Regions from separate parts of the Homo sapiens genome. Here all the other regions are linked to region 4. Evidence: chromatin contacts called from ENCODE Hi-C or POLR2A ChIA-PET data. All regions are on one chromosome and are shown on one strand. Each heading gives the region's core, a stretch centred on a gene start or an enhancer-like site at or near the end of the contact. The rest is flanking DNA. Distances are from core to core; before and after follow the strand shown. Region 1 holds the start of SIAE (sialic acid acetylesterase). Region 2 holds the start of TBRG1 (transforming growth factor beta regulator 1). Region 3 holds the start of MSANTD2-AS1 (MSANTD2 antisense RNA 1). Region 4 holds the start of SLC37A2 (solute carrier family 37 member 2). Region 5 has its middle 18 kb from the start of FEZ1. Region 6 holds the start of ESAM-AS1 (ESAM antisense RNA 1).

Region 1 (2,886 bases), core at 95-2,594, 390 kb before region 4:
GGTGTTCATTTTATTGTGTCATTGTTACATATAATTTTGTACATCTCAAGCATTACATGGTAAACATGGGCACAGGGAGAATGACTTAAAGGAAAAACGTCAGGATACGCAACCAAGTAGAGTACTAATGAATGAAAAATGTGATCAATGTTAATGAAGGTGATGTAACAATAAGACCCAAAGGAGGAGATAAAATACTGACACTAAAATAAACAGCCTTTAACTGAAAACCTAATAAAATATCTTTTCCCCACCTCATAAGATGGATCTCAAAGGTCACTGAGTGGAGATAAGAGTCAGGAAATGGCATACAGAGTGCTAGCATTTTGCACTTTTGTTAGACTCTGAACAATCATTTATGGGCTGCAGTTTGTCTGAATCTAGGTACTTTTCCGGCTCTCAGGTAGAGCAGGAGTCATTTTTCTGCACGCTGTTCTCCTACCCCAACTATCATTTCTTAACAGGGATCTCTGGGGTCCACTCTTTGAGTGTTTTGAAACAGAAAGGAAGAAATCCAACATTATCACTTTAGTTTGCATTATCAGACAGATTGCACCTTCTGCTTTCTCCATACTGTGACCCAGTGTCCAGCCTAGGGTATTCGAATGGCAAGATCTGACCTGCGCAACAGCCAAAGGGAGCCACCAGCCTCCCCTATGCCACTCACATTTTCCCACCACCAATATCTGTAAGCGGTACCAGAAATCAAAACTGAGCCTTAAATAGTCAGAGCTAGTGAGGGGGTTGTATTTCTTAGCCCTGATAACCACTTAAACGAGTAAAATTTAATTCCCCTAAGGAACCCCGCCTGAAGCAAACCCTCCCCAAGGGCACCACTGAGGGGGTAGCGCTGAAATGTTTTGGAAGATTCAGTCACCTGTTTCCAAATATTACCTAACTAGCTTCGCCTCCTTCCCTCCGAGCTCCCCTGCAGTTACTCCAGGACCCCGAAGGCCTCTTTCTGGGCACATTTGGGCCTCCCCACTCAGACAAGCCGCACTTTCTCCCTGCTCACAGGCTGCATGTCAGGGATGGTAAGTGGGGGGTGGAGAAAGTGGAGAGGCCGGGGTTCAACCCAGCAGACTCCTGCAGACCGGGCCTCGGTCGGAGACGCGAGCCCCTAGCCTAGCTAGGTTCCTTCGTCGACCTTGAGAAAGGGGCGCGGATCCGTGTCCCGCAGAGGACACGGGGTCTCGGAGCCCGCACAGGCTGAGGGGCAGGGGTCCGGCCGAGCCGGGCCGCCTCACCTGCACTTCTGTCGGCCCACAGGATTAATGGCAGCACCAGCCCGAGTACAAGCCCCGGCGCGACCATGCTTGCAAGGATCTGACCGCCGCCTAGGACTGGGAAAGTGGGTTCCCGGCAGGGGCGGGGCCTGGGCGGGGGCGAGGCCGACTCCACCCTTTTGCAGTCCTCGCAGCCTCCCGCGACCTCAGGACTGGGCTGTACTCGCCCCTTCTCGGCCGCCGTAGTTTTTTTTTTTTTTTAAAGAAAAAACGGTTACCCAGCAACTAGAAAAACAACCGGAACCGGCGGCACCAGCTCGGAGAGAAAGGAGGTGAGGCCGCTTCCCCACTTCCTCTCCGATACCAAGACCTAGCCTTTTCCCTTCGTCTCTCTTATTCTCTCAGCATCCCAGACACAGCCTCGGAGCCCTGGGCCGTTTGGGAGCCGAGGCAGCCCATTCTGCGCGAGTCTGAAATCCCAGGTCCTCAACATCCCGCCCCCGACTAGACCCGTCTGCCCCCTCCGCCCGCCCTCCTCTGCCCACATTGGTTCAGAATCTCGCCAGCTCTTTTCACCACTCTAGAATGGTTCGATACCCCCATCTACTGCTCCCTCAGAAAAAGCAAAAGAGAGGAGTCAGGCGTGGTGGCGCGCGCCTGTAATCCCAATTGCTCGGGAGGCTGAGGCGGGATCATCGCTGGAGCCCAGGAGTTCGAGGCCAGAGACCCCCTCTCAAAGAAAAAAAAAGCGATGAAACGAGAACCCTCCATAGTCTGAGCCTCATTAAACCGTCCAGTTCTCCCAACCTGGACCCCTACCACGGCCTCCGCCTCTATTCCGCATTGACGCACACTCTCACATTAACAGGCCAGGTCCCGGAGGATTCTTTTCATACTCAGTAGTAGCTCAGCCCGCTGCTTAGCAGCTACCCTTAATCTAGCCCTTGTATTTCAAGACAGAAAGAGACAACCTGATCAAGAAGAAACCGAAAAATATAAGAATTCTAAAACTTTAGAGGCTGGGATTTCAAAATCATGACACACAGCCCCATCCCATCCCATCCCTCCCTCACACACACGCACGCACAACCCCATTCCACAGTACGAAGGTGTTCGAAGCATTGTGGGTCATGCTTCAGAAGTGGCAGCAAGGGGAAAGATTGTGCAACTTCTTCATTCAACAAATTAATTTCTAGAACCAGGACTAATTTCTACTCTTTAAAAAAAAATAGACCTCAAAGAAGGTCTTCTCAGCAATTGACAATGAATTTAACTTTTTAGCAATCATTCTCTCTAAATTCCTGTGTGATAGCAAAAATTACCCTTACCTTTTGAGCATATAAAGGGTAAAGAGAGAAAAAGTCATATTGAAAATTATGGGTTTTTTGCAGGATTTTAAATGATTTGGCCTAGTGAATGGGTCTGTGTTTGTATTATACTAATTCACAATGGAGATTTCAAAACTCTTTGGAAGAAATGGATGGGCTTGGGTTGTGTTAGGGAAAAAAGAATTCAAGTCCAGATGTATGAGTCTCAGAAATAATTTGTTGGCATAGTTGTGATTATATAAGTAAAATCAGACAAATTTAAAGACAGTACTCTTTAATGAATCTTTAGGTTCCATAGGCAGTTCTTACCAAGAAGATGTCGATTCCATTCT
Region 2 (3,051 bases), core at 307-2,806, 440 kb before region 4:
TCCCTCCTTCCCTGAGTGCTGCCAAATAAAATAAAACCTACCTCTGAAACAAACTTATTATACCATATTAACATTGCCAATTTACTTGTCTGTCTTTCCTTCTTAAATTAAGGTTCTTAAAGGTGGTATCATAATAGGCACTAGGTAAATATTCTTCTAAACAAATAAGGACTGAATGAGTTGCTCAGTGGCATGACCTTTGTGGAGCACACATATCCAGCCTCTGAACAGTCCTATATGGAAAAAGCTTTGGACGCAAAGATATGCTTTTAATGGAATTGACCAAAAAGTCAAAGAACATGGAAATAATTATGCAAAATATAATATAGCCATAACTGGAATATTAACCAGCCACTTAAAATTATGCTTATAAGGAAGCTATACTAACATTTGTGAAACTGAAATGATACAATGGTAAATGAACAAAAAGAAAACTTTATTTTCAGTATTGTCTAACCTATACAAAAATGCATAAAATATTAGACACATATACTAACATGGTAAAAGTAGTTCATTCCAAGTGGTAGCATTATGGATTTTTAAACCTTTCTTGTACTATATTTTCTAAATTTCTAAAGTTCGAATGAAATGTTTTGTAAGTGTAAGGAAATGTGTCCAATGAAGAAGAAACAAAAAATATCTTCATGCAAATCCCACTAAAGTCCATTGGCCAAAACAGCCTGCAAACTAGGACAAAGGATAGCACTTTTCTTCCCCCTAGATGTGATACATGTATATGAAAATAAATAATACAAATAAAGTCAGACCCCAAAGCCCGCAAGGACAAAATACAGCAGAACAGCAAATTTTTTTTTTGAGAGAAAAAACTAGAGAGTTACTGAACTAGTTATTGGCATCGCTGGAAGAAGATGCAAGCAAGCCTTCTGCCATCCAGCCTGGGTCACTTACCAATACCGCACCCTAAAGATTTTTCTATCTTCCCTAATTTTAAATAGACCTTGGTTGTAAAGTTAGAACCATATACATGTACATATTATGTACAGAAATACACTTCTGGTTTCACTAGACAAACATTTACTGAGTGCCTACTTAGTGCTAGTATTAAAACTGCGTGTTAAATCTCTCATCTTCCCTACTAGAAAGAGCCAAGGCCTTTCTTCCTGTTCACTACTGTGTTCCCAGCTCCTGGGAAGATGATAGCATTAGGAGGCCCTGCAAACACATTTCTGTGAGCTGCAGAAAGGAACGAAGCAGGGAAAGAAGCAGAGTCCCAGCACTTGGGCTCACTTTGTCCTACAGTCTGGGAAAGCCTGTCTGCACGAAGCATGAAAAACGTATTAAAACGCAGTGGCCCAGCGGGGGAGCGTGAATGAGAGCTCGCATTGGTAAGCTTCTTGTTAGTTCGTTGGTTCAACTATAGTACCCTTCAGCTAAGCACACGGCCGCCGGCCCTCCCTCCTCTCCTCATCCAGCACTAGCCCCCAGCTGTCTCTTTCCTCCCGGTGCCCACGATCGCACCGCCCAGACCACCCTACTCTCCCTGCCCCGGAAGTTACACACTGCCGACACCGGGACGTAACTTCCGGGAAGGGCTTACTTCCAAGACAGACACGGAAGTGCTGGGAGGCGCCGGGAGCCCGTTCGGTTGCGGGTGTCTCTGGCCCTGCGGTCAGCCCTGGGAACGTCCCGGAGAGCTAGATTCCTAGAGGCCCGATTCCGCTAGCCCGGAACAGACAAAGCCAGCGCTCCCGCCCGCTCCCCGACTTAGGATCCGATGCCGGCAGCGTCCTGGGGCCCCCGTAGCGGGGCTGGACCATGAGCCTGCTGGACGGCCTCGCTTCCTCGCCGCGGGCTCCGCTGCAGTCCAGCAAGGCCAGGATGAAAAAGCTCCCGAAGAAGAGCCAGAATGAGAAGTACCGGCTGAAGTACCTGCGGCTGCGCAAAGCGGCCAAGGCCACGGTGTTTGTGAGTCTGACCCACGTTCAGCCGGTCCCCTCCTGGAGACTCCCTCACAAAATCTTTCCCCAAGCTGTTCCCCCTTCCCAGTGTGACAGTATTAATACAGTGTTGGCTTTTCCGTATACGTTACTACTTGTTAGCCTTGTGTCCTTGGACAAATTACGTAATTTCTCTGTGTCCTCATCTGTAAATGAGCTAGTAACTGTCTTGCAGAATAATGAATATTAAATGAGTAAAGAAAAGTGCTTGGTGCGTAAAAGACATACCAATAAATTTTAGTCATCGTTGTTACTGCAGGACTCTAGGAAATGTGTTTGATTCTCGAGATACAGCCCTGAGAATTAGGCATTATTTGTAAAATGAGAACACTGAAGCCCAGAGAGATGATTTGCCCAAGGGTACTGTGTCAGAGCCCTGACTCCAACTTAGATAAACCTGATTCCGTTTTATGACTTCCAGTACACAGACTATTTTCTGAGCACCTCAAATCCCCATAACTGACCCTTTGCCCAAAGAGGTACATGAAACTGTCAGTAATTTCCCCCCTCTAACCTTTGAGTGTTCCAAGTGTTTCTTCCTTTCTTTTATTGTAGAAGCACTGGATTTATTGAGTGAATAAACTTAATATAGCTTGCCAGCCATAACTTTATATTAGAATAGTTTGGCTTGCCTCAGTGCTTGGAAATAGGGGTGGAGTCCTCAAATGTCCCCCCACATCCAAGTCAACAGTTCATCTCTTCTCTCTACCAAAAGCTTGAACGTCTCTCAGCATTTTTGGAAGCATAAGGAAAGGTTCAGAAATTAGAATACACATTCCAAAAGCACTTATTCAGCACTTGCTATGTGTATTGCTTGCTATTTGCACTGGAGAGAAACAAGAAAAGTAAAACTAAGAGAACTTAGCATCTGATTGACTGTTCCCTTTCTTTTATCCCCTATACGTCAAAGGTACCTAAAGCTTGGAATTTATGTTATTTCAAGGATATTGGTTCCATCAAATACATAATGAAGATTTTGTGAAGAAAAAGCGATGTTGTTTTGAACATTGAGAGTTTGAAGTTCCACCTATGGGGGCATTCAGATTCAGCATTCCCTTCAGGATTGGTGCTTGGGAGATAGATTGAGTCATCA
Region 3 (3,339 bases), core at 469-2,968, 260 kb before region 4:
ATGATTGCGCCTATTAGACTTTATTATTGCTCTTTAGTGTGATCATTCTTATTTTATAATTGTTCTTGGTGGTTTTTATCCCCCCTCAAGAAGTTCCCAGAAAAAGTGCCAGCTGTATCAGAAAAGAAGTGCACAGATAATAGGATAAGTAGTTCAGTAAAAACTGGGAGAATCCTATCACAATCTTTTTAGCAGCCACTACGATGAGGAAATGAGCTTAACTAAAATACAACTCCTTATCTGCCAATAATACAAATATGAAAGCCTAGAGTCAGTTCTAGTAGCAAAATCTTAACCTGGCTAAGATTTCTAGCCCAAATTAAGCCTCTGCATTTAAACATGCAGGTACACAAGGACGGCCAGATGCACACTGAGAGTTCTACTTGTCACCACATCCGGCACAGAAACTGAAGCAGGGAAAAACTGGCTTTCCTGAAGGAGCTTCCTAAGAAACCGCAGGGCCTCAAGCCAATCTAACTCTGGAGGCATCGACAATCCAAATTCCAGACCAACTCTTGGCCAAGCTAACTTTTATGGTGTACACTAACTCCGCGGTAACAATACACAATCTGGCTACAATCAAGCCTTTCCAATTCTCCAAAGCATCTCTAGTCTTACTCGTCCTTCGTAGCTCAAGATAGAAGCAAAGCGACTGACACAAAGGCCAGTCGTCCCAAGGCGCTTTTTCTATGGCTCCGCTACGGCCACTTATTAACTATTCCTAAACTAGGGGCTCAATGCCCCCCCCTTCTGCCCTTCCTCAATCCTGCCCCGGCCGGTAAGCCTCTGCCTGGGAGCCCCTCCGCCTGGAACAAAGCGAGGGGCCCCGGCGGTGGGGGCAAGAGGCGCCAGCGGCACGGGGACTGCCGCACGGCGCACAATGAGAAACTACCAACTTCAGAGCGCAGGAACATCTCAATTGGCAAGAAAGAGGGGCGGCGGCAGGCACGCCCAACTTCAAACTCAGGAAACCTACGGGCTGGCGGCCATCTGGGAAAAAGCCCCCTTCCCAGGGAGAGAAGAAAAAGGCGGAGGAGATGCGAATCGCCCACCGGGCCCCGGAGGAGAGCCCTGCCCTCAGACCGGCCCCCGCCCCCGAGGCCCGCTTCCCCGCCTTCTCTCTGCCTCTGGTTCGCTGCCCCAGGCCGGGCGGCCGGTTACCTTGATGCGCTCCCGGCACTGGGACGGGGTCCGCTCGTAGCCCAGCTCGGCCAGGGCCCGGGACACGCGCTCGTACATGGCTGGCCCGGGGGCCTTGCTGCCGAACACCGTGCCGGCTCCCTCCAGCTGCTGGTACCGCGCCTCCACCAGCCGCTCGTTGCCCCACACTGCGATGAGCGCGTTCGTCTCGGCTGGCGTCCACGACATGCCCCGGCAGGCGGCGGCGGCGGCTGCCGCAGCCCCGCCACCGCCGCCACCAGGGGAGAAGGAGACCGAGGACGAGGCGGCGCTGCGGCCCCCCAGCCCCAGCCCGAGACCCCCGGACGCCGCTGCCCCCGAGCCCGCCGCACTGCCCGGCCCGAGCGGGGAGGCACCCCGAGGCGTGGAAGGGTCGGACAGCGATGGATTTCCGTCGCTCAGGCCACCAGGAGAAGCCGGGGAAAGCACCTCCATCTTCGGAATTTTTAGCGGCGAGTTGGCGGGCAGCTCCGAGCCACAGGGCGCAGCCATCTTCCAAGCGGCCGCCGCTGCACCGCCCGGAAGTGACGCGCCCGCGCATCCGGCCACCGCGGTCTCCGGGGCTGCCCTCGGGCCTGGCTCGCCCGCGGGCGGATGGCTCCGGGTCTCTGCTGCTGAGGATGTGGCTGCCGGGCGGAGGTCGTCCACTCCCCTGGGCCTTTCTCCGCGAGCCCTCCCACGCCGCCCGCTCCTCTCCCGGGGCGAAGGGCGGGGACGAGGCGCGCCGAAGCCCCGAGCTGAAGAGAAGGGTGGGGGCATGAGGGCGCTGGAGTGAGGAACAGATTGGAGCCTTCCCACTTCCTCTCCAATCTCAGCCCCCGGGAGGAGGGGTGAGGCCCTCGAGGGGGCCCGGAGTTAAGGAGGAATAGACCGTTTCTCTCTCTCCTGTCTCCCCCGCCTCTGCCCGTCTTCCCTCTAAGCCGGCCTCTAGGTGCAGAGGCTGACGTCCAGGATGGGGACCGGGGAAGCCTCTGGAGGGTATATCCGGGAAGGCACCAAGGCTGAAGTGAGAGCGGTTCTGGGGAAGGCTTTAAAAAGCAGATATGGACCAGGGTAGAGTTCGTACGCTGTAGCTTTTCAAGAACACCGATCTCATTAATTAAAGAACAGCAACTATTTAATTCCAGTTATAAACTATTGTTTTCCAGTTAGTCTGGGTAGGTGTGGCCGTTTGTAGAATAGTTAGATTACATTAGTCTATTGCGTTGGTACAGTTGTCTATAGCTTGAGCATATAAAAACTCCTGAGCCCAGCAGAAAAGTTACTTTCCAATACCAGTCTCCATCCTCCGTGCTTTGGAAGTTGCATCGTTTTCCGGTTTTTCGTACTCAAAGAACACTGTCAATTATGACAGCTCTGTGACCTCTGGTAATGAATTAGTGTATTAGTCACTCCTGAAACGTTCCTTAAAGTGCTGGAACTTAACAGTAGCACAGCACATCCAGTACACAGCTGTACCGTATTTCCATATTTTTCAAAGCTGAAAATCTTAATTGGATATCTTGGATCATTAACTTAAAACCTCAGCGGATTTTTCTTTCAAAGCAGACATAACTGAGGATGCTGACCAATGAATGCAAATAAACTATGCAATATTTTTTAAAATAACAAATGTATGTTAGTTTTTTTTAAGCTGAGGTCAACTATGTTTTGGGGGGTATGTGCTTTTTTAAATTATTGTTTTATTTCAATCGATTTTTGGGGGTAACAGGTGGCGTTTGGTTACATGAATAAGGTTTTTAGTGGTGATTTCTGAGATTTTGGTGCGTCCGAGCAATGTACACTGTATCCAATGTGTAGTCTTTTGTCCCTCATTAGCCTTCCCCTTACCCCTGAGCTCCCGAGTCCCCAAAGTCCAATGTATCATTCTTATTGAAGACAGCTAAATTTTTAACTCTGAGACTCACTGGAGAGAATGACTGGTTGTCTTTGGGTGTTACTGAAAAGCCAAAGGATTAAGCAATAGGGATAAAGTAGAGGAGGAGATAATTGTTCTCGTATGTCATATGAAAATGCTAACCATAGTTTGTAAGCTAACAGAAGAAGCCTGAGGAAGTTCCCGAATTTATGATATCCTCTTCCCTTTTTTCCAAAGAAAGATGCAGTCTAGCACCTCAGTTAAGAATATGGACTCTAAAGTCAGACTGCCAGGCTTCAAAT
Region 4 (3,071 bases), core at 454-2,953:
CTTCCTGACAAATGAGCAGGAGTGACCCTTATTCTTGGCTTCTGTCTGAAATGGAAAGACAGATGTTCCACACTGCTGAAGTCTGGACAGCACCTCTGAAGCCCTGGAGATGGTCTCTTCCATTCCTCTGGTGATGTCCACCTACTCCTCAAATGTAGCATCAAGGAACTTCAGCTGCTTCCTTGGCTCAACTGGATTCCAATTTTATCCTTCCCTTTAGTCCCTCAGAAATAAGCAGCGTAGGAATAATTCCCTTCCTGGGGATATCAGCTCATTCCTCTAGTTTATTTGCTGCCCCTTAAAGGAGTACCTTAACCTGGGGTACCTGTGATTATTGACCCTAGAATGGGTCCATCATAGATTCTGGGACAGCAGGTGTCTCCTGGGATTGTCCCAGGCAAACCAGGACATAAAGTCACCTTACCTAGGTGGGTAATAGCCACCTAACTGACTTGTAAGAGTGAAATGAATATACCCCCAAGTACAGTGAGTGGTCTAATCAGGGGTTTGATTTAGTGAATTGCCGCTAATGACACTGGTCCTTTGGTGTTTCAAGCCTCTGCACCCTATTTGGGCCTCCCTTCTACTTATGCCTTTCTTCTTTTCTCTATTCCTTTACCTTTTGTCGTTGGCGTGTTACCGTCTTCATTTCTGCCACTAGACCTATGCCCCCTGACTGCCTGGGATTAACAGAGGCTTTTACAACTCTGCTTACCCTCTTTTTCTTGATTCTAGGGCTGGTACGAGCCAAGCCCATTATTCTAGGTCCTAATCTGTTTGGTGGAGTTGTTACTCCACTTCTCTGACCTTGCGCGTAGGGCCTGGGCACTCCTAGGAATTAGGGGCAGGGTGGGGTTAGGGCTGAAACCCATTTGCTCCGACACTCCTGTTTTATGTTCTATTAACTTTATTCCTCAGGGGAATACTTCCCTTTGCAGCCTTCTGTATTTCACCCTTGGGTTCATGTACAAGGATCTCACAATTATCAGTGGAAACATACCCTGAAATCTTCAGGCTAGAGGCAGTCACTTTCAGGACCACAGAAGTCCCTGCCTGGTGGCTGCTTGCCTCCAGAAAGGAGAGCAGGAGTGACTGCCACATTGTCATGGCGGGAGCGCGTGGGGGCCGGTGTCTGTGAAGCCGGGGAAGAGTGGGGTCCTGTGGAATATGAGCAGGGCAGGAAGCCCCAGCCTGAGCCTGTGGTGTGTTTGGGGCCGAATATTGTCCCCCCCCCGCCCCCGCCCACGAAAAAAACTCCTGCGCTCCCAGAAGGTGAGAGTACCGAGATTAGTCATGCAGGGCCGCTGAGTGTGACTTCCAGCCCTCCAGCGTCTCGTGTCCCGCCCGTGTCGGAGCCCATGGCTTTTTAGGACAGGAAGCGCTGCGGGGTAGTGCGGGCAGGCAGGCACGTCACACCGGACAGCGTCGAGATTGCTGCTTTCGGTTCCCCAGCGGGTGGTGAGGCAGAAAGTGCAGGGCGGAATGAGGAGCCCCAGCACCTCAGAGCTGTCGGGCAGTGGCGGGGAAGCAAAGCACAGGAGCGCTGTGGTGCCAGCGGCCGGGCTAGGGACGACTGGCGGGTTTGCGCTGGACCCGACCCCGAGGGCGGGCGCAAGGGGGCGGGCGCTGCCGTACTCAGGCCGCGGGGCCAGGGCGGGCCGGCCGGCGGGGCATTTAAACCCCGCTGACAGCCAGTCCAGCCCGGGACACGCGCCCAGCTCTGTAGCCTCCTCCGTCGACTCAGCCTTAGGTACCGGTCAGGCAAAATGCGGTCCTCCCTGGCTCCGGGAGTCTGGTTCTTCCGGGCCTTCTCCAGGGACAGCTGGTGAGCGGGGCAGGGGAGGGAGGCGTGCCGGGACCTCCTGGGCTCGGGGCTTGCAGGGGCCGCGGGGGGCCTCGGAGATCACCCCAGATCGGCCCCGGCGTCGCCGCGTGGCCAGGGGTGCTGGGGGGACTTGGTCCCGAGCTCCTCCAGCGGCGCCCGCCTCGGAGGTTGATAACCCTCCCTGCCCAACTCCGCCCGCGCTCCCCCAGACCCCGCGACGCTGGCTCGGTGACACTGGGGAAGAACAGGCTGCCAGGGAGGGTCTCCATCGTTTCCCGTTTCCATCCTCCCCTCCTAACACACATCCGGGGCGCCTTCAGAGCGCCTTTCTGTCGTTGGGCAGCTGGGGAACCTGGGCTCGAAGGCTGGGGAACCGAGGCCAGGGGATGGTAGAGGAAAGGGGTTGCCACTGGGGTTTGTGAGTGTCCCTCTTGGTCTCCTTTAGCCCTCGAACACCAAGGCCAGAACTCAGTGGTCCTGGGAGCTCGTCTCGAGGCCTTTCAGCACCTGGAAAGGGCACAGCTCTCAGAGCAGAGCAGGGCAGCCCCTCGGCAGTGGGAGAAGGGCTTCACAGAGGTTCTCTTCCTGACCGCAGGGACCACATGTTGGGCTGCAAGGTGGGGTGGAGGGGTTTCAGCCACTCTTCCTTAGAGGCGGTCAACCATTGGAGCAGTCCGTTTGGTCTGCACAGTTTTTAAAATATTGTGTTAGTTGCCATTATTTACAAATCATAAAATTTAACAAAAATAGCTAGATTCCAGACTTCTCTTGAACAATAGACGACGTGGACCGGGCATGGTGGTTCATGCTTGTAATCCCACCACTTTGGGAGGCCAAGATGGGAGAATTACATGAGGCCAGGAGTTCGAGACCAGCCTGGCCAACATCGTGAGACCACCCCTCCATTCCCCCCTCACACCCCTCCCTGTCTCTAGAAGTAAAAAAAGGAAAGAAAAGAAAAATGGATGATGTAGCAATACTGGGCCTAAATTTCCAAATTAAATGAATAGGATTGAGGAGTCCCCTTTAGATAGGGCAGGTGCTATTAAAGTGGCCAATTTGTCCTGGTTTTGAAACAGTCTTTTGTCGGCAACCCTCTCAATCCTGGGCAAAATGAGACAATTGGCTACCCTACACACTTTTTAATTGTTGAGAGCTCTCATCAATTCTAACCTTCTTCACTCGTTTAGATTATTTACCTAGTCTTTTTTGAGTTGGAGACTGTTAAAAGATATTTTTCAGAAAA
Region 5 (3,256 bases), core at 409-2,908, 450 kb after region 4:
TACATAGTGAGATCCTGTCTCTACAAAAAAATTTAAAAATGGGCTGGACATGGTGGCACATGCCTGTGGTCCCAGCTACCTGGGGGGCTGAGGTGGGAGAATCACTTGAGCCTGGGAGGGTGAAGCTGCAGGGAGCTGTAATGGTGCCACTGCACTCCAGCCTGGGTGACAGAACAATATCCTGTCTCAAAAAAACAAACAACAACAAAAAACAACAACAACAAAAAAAAGCAAAACAAAATTTTTTAAAGGAAAGGGCCTCAGAACCAAGGTCTCTCTGACCTTTCCCTGCTTACTATGTCTTGATTCTCTTTTTCTCCCAAAGCATAGGGAAGCACTTTCTCTGACATTTCCTTTATCTGACTAAGAGAAATCCCTCCAGAAGAAATGAAGTGTCATGAACTCACTCCCTGGAATCTATATGATCTCTAAGAGAGGAGACTAAATGTCTCCACATCTAGGACATCATGCCCAGACAGACTTTTCACTTATGCTTCTGAGAGCTACCTGAGAGACTTCTTCTGCATAATAAGACAACCTTTGCTTGCAGTGCTCTTCCTCCCCTCACTCTCCCACAGCTTGTTGCCACCACCCTCCAGGAGTCTTTAAGCTTCTAATTCTTTTTTTTTTTTTTTTTTTTTTTGAGACAGGGTCTCACTCTGTTGTCTAGGTTGGGGTGCAGTGGGTGCAATTACAGCTCACTGTACTCACTGCAGCCTTGATCTCCCTGGTTCAAGTGATCCTCCTACCTCAGCCACCTGAGTAGCTGGAACTACAGGGGCATGCCACCACACCCAGCTAAGTTTTGCATTTTTGGTAGAGATAGGGTTTTGCCACATTGGCCAGGCTGATCTGGAACTACTGGGCTCAAGCCATCCTCCCACCTCAGCTTCCCAAAGTGCTAGGATTACAGGTGTGAGCCACTGTGCCAAGCTAATTTTTTCTGTAGCTCACAATGCTATTTAAGCTTCAACCATCTGGCCCTCCTTTGTGTCTCATATTTTGTGGAACTCCTATACATATGCATGTAATAAATTTGTATGCCTTTTCTCCTGTTAATCTGTCTACTGTCAAGTTTATTCCAGAGATTATCGAGCCTTTAAAGGGTGGAAGGAGAGTTCCTTTCACTCCTACAAACCCAAATGTCCATCAAGGGATAAATGGATAAACAAATTGTGGTATATCCATGCAATGAAATGTCATTCAGCCATAAAAAGAACAAAATACTGATACAATGCTACAACACAGATAAGCTTGAAAGCATTATGTTGAGTGAAAGACAGCAGACACAGAAAGGCACATGGTACGTAATTTCATGTACATGAAATGTCTACATAGTGTCAATTGAAGAAAATGATGAGACAAGTCTCAATCATTTTAGATTTATTTGCCAAAGTTAAGGACGCATCCTGGAGACAGGTCTATGCCTTTCTCTGAAGATGATTTTGAGGCTCCAAATTTAAGGGGGAAAGGGTGGGATATTGAGAAGCACACAGTTTTCACATAAGCAAAAGGGGCAAAGGAAAAATGTGGGGAATCTGCATTTTACATAAGATAACACAGACAAAATGGAGTAGGGGAAAAATCAGATATTCATTTGTGTCTGGCAGGCCTGCACCTGTAAAGATGACCTAACAATTTGCATTGCCATAGTGACGTTTTAACAGCTCACTGGGAATTTCCCCATATTTTGCCCACAAGGAAATTCCTGGTGAGCTGCTAAAACATCACTGTGGCATGCAAATTGATAGGTTATCTTTACAGGTACAGGCCTGCCAGACACAAATGCATATCTGATTTTTGACTTTTCCCTTTGGCTAAATGACTCTGGGGTCCCAAAATGTAATTTCTTTTCACAATAGAAACATAAAGTAGATTGGTGGTTGCCAGGGGCTGTGGAGAGTGACTGCTAACGGATGTGTGGTTTCTTTAGTTTGGCAGGGTGTGTGTGTGGCGGGGGGTGGGATGATGAAAATGCACTAAAATTAAATTGTGGTAGATAGTAAAAGGAAGTAGTTATGTGATTGTTGCACAACTCTGTGACTATACTAAAAGCCACTGAATTGTGTAGTTTAAAAGGGTGGCTGGTTGGGCGTGGTGGCTCACGCCTGTAATCTCAGCACTTTGGGAGGCCGAGGCAGGCGGATCACCTGAGGTCGGGAGTTCAAGACCAGCCTGACCAACACGGAGAAACTCTGTCTCTACTAAAAATACAAAATTAGCCAAATGGGGTGGCACATGCCTGTAATCCCAGCTATTTGGGAGGATGAGACAGGAGAATCACTTGAACCTGGGAGGCGGAGGTTGCAGTGAGCCAAGATTGCGCCATTGCACTCCAGCCTGGGCAACAAGAGCAAAACTCCATCTCAAAAAAAAAAAAAAAAAAAGTGTGGCTGGATGCTGTGGCTCATGCTTATAATCCCAGCACTTTGGAATGCCAAAGCAGGAAGATTGCTTAAATCCTGGAGTTCAAGACCAGACTGGCCAACATAGCAAGACCCCATCTCTACAAACAAGTTTTTTTTTAATTAGCTGGGTAGGGTGGCACACACCTGTGGCCCCAGCTACTTGGGAGACTAAGAAGGCAGGAGGATCACTTGACCCTAAGGGGTAGAGGCTGCAGTGAGTTGTGATCACACCACTGCACTCTAGCCTGCACAGCAGAACAAGACCCTGTCTCTAAATAATAAATGAAAAGGTAAATTTTATGGTATGTGATTATATCTCAGTAAAAGTGTGATTTTTTAAAAAGTCAATGAATCTTAAACAAATAAGCAAACAAAAGCTTAGTCAGGTCTCAGGTGATGCTACACTACTACCCAAACAGATTCATTTCTAAAAAGCAAGCAGCGTAACAAGAGCAGCCATTTATGTGCTTACTATGTAAGGAGCTTTACCTAACAATACTGTTTGTTAAACTTTTCATCTCATTTTATTTGCACAATGACCTTATAAAGTATGTATGATTACCCTTTGTTTAGGAAAATGAGAAAACAGGCTCTCAGGGATGGGATAATTTGTTCAAGGCTCACACAGCTAAGAAGGGGTAAGGCAGGAGTTCTAACCCAGAGAGCCATCTGACTCCAAAGTTCAGGATAGCCACGTTCCCACTATGTTCATCAAAAAAAACAAGAATGAGCCAGGCGCTGTGGCTCACGCCTGTAATCCCAGCACTTTGGGAGGCCGAGGCGAGCAGATTATCTGAGGTCAGGAGTTCGAGACCAGCCTGGCCACCATGGTGAAACCCTGTCTCTAC
Region 6 (3,026 bases), core at 105-2,604, 300 kb before region 4:
CTCCACCTTGTGGATTCAAGCAATTCTCTTGCCTCAGCCTCCCAAGTAGCTGGGATTACAGGCGGGTGCCACCATGTCCGACTAATTTTTGTGTTTTTAGCAGAGACGGGGGTTTCACCATATTGGCCAGGCTGCTCTCGAACTCTTGGCCTCAAGTGATGTGCCCACCTCGGCCTCCCAAAGTGCTGGGATTACAGGTATGAGTCACTGAGTCAGGCCAGAAATATGCTAACTTTTATAAGTCGTGTGTGTTACTTCCCCTAAGCGTTTCCCAGTCCTCAACTTCCATTCTTCCCCTCCTCCTCTCCTCCCTCATAACCAAGTAAAATGCCTCTCACACTTTTACAGTATTTTGTGTGCTGGATTTTTAGGGAAAGCCGGCAAAAGATAATTGTTTGGGAAGTCTCCAATATCAGAACAAAAACTGAACTGGTGAAGACTTCTGCTTTTCCCTGAAACTCCTTCCCCGGCCCCCATTCCCTCTCCACCCCTCCCACCGCTACCAGCTCTTTGCTTACAACCCCCTCTGGGCGCAACTTGCCGCTGGCTGACAGGCGTTCTTCCCTCACCTGATCCTCCTTTTCTTTCTGTTTGAAGAACCACATCACAAAGGGCACCTCCCATGGCTGGGATGAAGACACCTCCCCGTGCAAGGTGTACCACGCTGGAAGCACCACTTCCCCTCCCTCCACCGCCTGCAACCGGTTGGCGGGCAAGTGCAGTTGCAGCTGGGCCCGCGAGGGGGGCGCTGGAGACAAGAGCGAGGCGTGAGTGCCCAGGACCGGCTCCCAGCTCCGCCCGCGGACCCTGCCCTACGCGGCTTCACCAGAGAGCGAGGAAAGTCGCTTTAACTGGAAAGAGGAACCTTGCGGGGTCCGGCCCCTGGAGGCCTCAAGGGGTGCCCAGGGACCACTGGCTCAGTGTCCTGCTTCCCATTTCATCACGACTTCTCTCCACCGCCAGCCTCTGCAGTTGTAGCGGGGATGGGGACACATTTATATGCATTTATTCGTATCCAGAGGCGCAGATTTCTGAGCATCAAAGAGAGGGGGCAGATTTCCAGCGAGGAGGGGAAGATATGAGAAGAAAGGGTGGACCGACTGTTTCTGTCGTACGCGCCACGTAGCCCACTTGCTTCCCTAGTTTTCCTGAGGGAGAGTAGGGATGCTGCTCCGGGCCGCCAGGGTCCCTCACTCCCGAGTTCTCAAAGGGCGGAGGGGTTTGGGAGGCCGTCTGGTTACCTATTAACCCTGCGGCTCCTTCTGAGCTTGCCAGGAGCTGGAGAGAGCAGAGCAGCCCAGCGCCCAAGCCTGACCCAGTGAATGCGATGCTCCCCGCCCTCCCGCGCAATCTCAGAGGCGGGCTTCCCTCGGAAAACGGAGGGTTGAAACCCAGAAAGCTCCTCGGAGCCCTTCTGGGGTTCGGGCGATCTGGGCAGAGAACTCTCGGGTGGCAAGGAATTAAGGGCAGCGCGAACGACGGTCTCTAGACAAGTATGAAGCCTCCCCTGAGTGTGTCCGGCGCTCAGGGGGTGGACCGGGGTGTTGGTTTCAAGGAGGGGGCCATCGTTTGCACCACGGCGTCCAGAAATACTCATCCTTTGCCCTTCGGGGAGGCAACAGAGCAGCCAACTGGTAAGCCCTTTGGGGAATAACCTTGGGCTTGCACACGGCCAGGCCTGAGGATGATCGCCGCTCCAGTCCCGGGCCCTACTCCCTCCAGGCCTCGGCCCTCTGCCTCGGAGCGGAAGACGCCACCTCCGCGTGGCGAGCAGGCGGCCAACGCCGCGGGAAGAGGCCGCAGCCAGGCCCCGCTCTCCACCCTCGCCCTAGGAGAGCCAGGCTGAAGGCCTCTAAGGGCTGGGAGCCGATCCGGCCAGGATGCAAGCCTCCCCCACCGCTTCCCGGCTGCGCCGTACAGAACCCCCACCTCTGTTACTTGGCCTTCGCAGCATCCCCCTTCCCATTTCCTGGAGGATCTCTGTGGTCTGGGCAGGAAATTTGTACCCAGTGATAAGGCAGAAGACAATGAAGGGGGGGCCACTAGACCGGAGGCTCTACGGGAGGAAACAATCCCCGCCTCAAGGAGCTGGACGCCCCCTGGGGACCCGGCCCGCTGGCCATTCCGCTGAGGCCGGGCACGCCTGGAGCCTGCAGGTGCTGCCGGCTCTCCCCCAGCCTTTCTACGACACACACCCGGCGGCCAGAAAGGGTTTCCGCCGGGAAACTGCCTGGGGCCCAGAAGGGGCGCGCCCTTCCTTCACCTTGTGGACCACCAGCGACCTCCCCAGGTCCCACATTTATAATTCCACTTTCCAGAAGGTAGAGGAGAGTTAAAAGAGATAGTAACGGACACACTGGGGTCTGGGCACATGCTCCTTGCCCTTCGCCCTGTCAGAAACTAGGAACAGAAGAGGGCCTGAGGCTTTTCTGCTCTCCCTCCTGGGTGTCTGCTGGCTCGGAAGTCACCAACTGGTCCGTTTTTTTCGGTCCCAGGGTCCACGGAGCCACTGGGAGAGAAAAGGAGTCTGGTTGGGTCTGATCGAAGGACACTGGGACAGCCCAAGAAAGGGACCCTTCCGGCCCACAGCCCTCTCCGAGGCCAGAGTGAGGGAGCCGGCAGGGGCCGAAGGAGAGCGAAATGGGCCCGCTCCCCGGGGCTATTTTTAGTCTCCCTCTTTCTCTGAGAAACTCCCCCCGCGGGCTTCTCACGCCCCAGGGGCAGCAGCACTGAGCCGCCGAGGAGCCTACTGAGCCGGAGAGCCTCCTCCAGAGCCCAGAAGAGCGGAGCCGGGCGCCTGCACGTTGCACCGGGGTCACCAGTGCCATTTAACCCTCGAGTGGCTGGCGGGAACTGGGCAACCCCCCAGGGGGACCGATTGGAACTTTTGAGTCCAGGTCTTCAGTCTGACAAACTGAGGCTCAAAGCTGGGGTAGGACAAAGGGTTGCAGATGAGCAGCAGGTGAAGCCTGGGACACTCAGGCAGTCAACTTGAACTGTCCTCCCTGGCTTCAGAGATTCCCCCA

Evidence for each region. A loop is a pair of places that touch in the nucleus more often than their neighbours do. ChIA-PET counts read pairs that join two places held with the same protein, here RNA polymerase II (POLR2A). Pooled maps may share reads with other maps.
Region 1: a map with no recorded cell type shows a loop between it and region 4 (3-fold over the local background). The contact joins the promoter of SIAE here to the promoter of SLC37A2 in region 4. A Hi-C loop is called at or near these places in 6 of 37 single-sample maps with no recorded cell type and 5 of 50 pooled maps.
Region 2: a loop to region 4 is called in a pooled map, with 4 times the contacts of the local background. The contact joins the promoter of TBRG1 here to the promoter of SLC37A2 in region 4. A Hi-C loop is called at or near these places in 1 of 37 single-sample maps with no recorded cell type and 6 of 50 pooled maps. POLR2A ChIA-PET finds 5 or more read pairs at or near these places in 2 of 52 experiments (A673 and PC-9).
Region 3: a loop to region 4 is called in a pooled map, with 3 times the contacts of the local background. The contact joins the promoter of MSANTD2-AS1 here to the promoter of SLC37A2 in region 4. A Hi-C loop is called at or near these places in 8 of 37 single-sample maps with no recorded cell type and 7 of 50 pooled maps. POLR2A ChIA-PET finds 5 or more read pairs at or near these places in 2 of 52 experiments (K562 and OCI-LY7).
Region 5: a pooled map shows a loop between it and region 4 (4-fold over the local background). The contact joins the enhancer-like site here to the promoter of SLC37A2 in region 4. A Hi-C loop is called at or near these places in 4 of 37 single-sample maps with no recorded cell type and 5 of 50 pooled maps. POLR2A ChIA-PET finds 5 or more read pairs at or near these places in 1 of 52 experiments (activated B cell).
Region 6: a loop to region 4 is called in a map with no recorded cell type, with 2.4 times the contacts of the local background. The contact joins the promoter of ESAM-AS1 here to the promoter of SLC37A2 in region 4. A Hi-C loop is called at or near these places in 11 of 37 single-sample maps with no recorded cell type and 6 of 50 pooled maps.

Annotation. Positions count from the first base shown.
Region 1 is chr11:124,672,395-124,675,280 of GRCh38, forward strand. It overlaps SIAE (sialic acid acetylesterase), which reads right to left and starts at 1,345. Exons shown (of 10, transcript NM_170601.5): 1 at 1,248-1,345. The coding sequence starts at 1,314. It overlaps SPA17 (sperm autoantigenic protein 17), which reads left to right and starts at 1,510. Exons shown (of 5, transcript NM_017425.4): 1 at 1,510-1,558; 2 at 2,844-2,886. The coding sequence starts at 2,871. RefSeq lists silencers at 1,281-1,400, 1,373-1,531 and an enhancer at 1,441-1,620.
Region 2 is chr11:124,621,308-124,624,358 of GRCh38, forward strand. It overlaps TBRG1 (transforming growth factor beta regulator 1), which reads left to right and starts at 1,557. Exons shown (of 9, transcript NM_032811.3): 1 at 1,557-1,926. The coding sequence starts at 1,777. It overlaps LOC124902779 (a long non-coding RNA gene), which reads right to left and starts at 1,894. Exons shown (of 2, transcript XR_007062932.1): 1 at 1-1,894. RefSeq lists an enhancer at 1,634-1,703.
Region 3 is chr11:124,798,710-124,802,048 of GRCh38, forward strand. MSANTD2-AS1 (MSANTD2 antisense RNA 1) reads left to right here and starts at 1,719. Exons shown (of 5, transcript NR_103862.1): 1 at 1,719-2,547; 2 at 3,275-3,339. It overlaps MSANTD2 (Myb/SANT DNA binding domain containing 2), which reads right to left and starts at 1,697. Exons shown (of 4, transcript NM_001308027.2): 1 at 1,162-1,697. The coding sequence starts at 1,671. RefSeq lists silencers at 340-389, 620-699, 1,100-1,339, 1,380-2,049 and an enhancer at 1,276-1,883.
Region 4 is chr11:125,061,602-125,064,672 of GRCh38, forward strand. It overlaps SLC37A2 (solute carrier family 37 member 2), which reads left to right and starts at 1,704. Exons shown (of 18, transcript NM_001145290.2): 1 at 1,704-1,825. The coding sequence starts at 1,767. RefSeq lists silencers at 1,513-1,702, 1,913-1,992.
Region 5 is chr11:125,512,758-125,516,013 of GRCh38, forward strand. No RefSeq gene overlaps it. Among named protein-coding and RNA genes, the nearest start is that of FEZ1, 18 kb to the left of the region's middle. Within about 2 kb of position 1,659, at least 9 of the 41 ENCODE cell types and tissues checked have a DNase peak (open chromatin) inside an H3K27ac peak, as active enhancers do.
Region 6 is chr11:124,757,780-124,760,805 of GRCh38, forward strand. ESAM-AS1 (ESAM antisense RNA 1) reads left to right here and starts at 1,355. Exons shown (of 2, transcript NR_120577.1): 1 at 1,355-1,634. It overlaps ESAM (endothelial cell adhesion molecule), which reads right to left. Exons shown (of 7, transcript NM_138961.3): 2 at 570-748. RefSeq lists enhancers at 449-608, 2,102-2,171.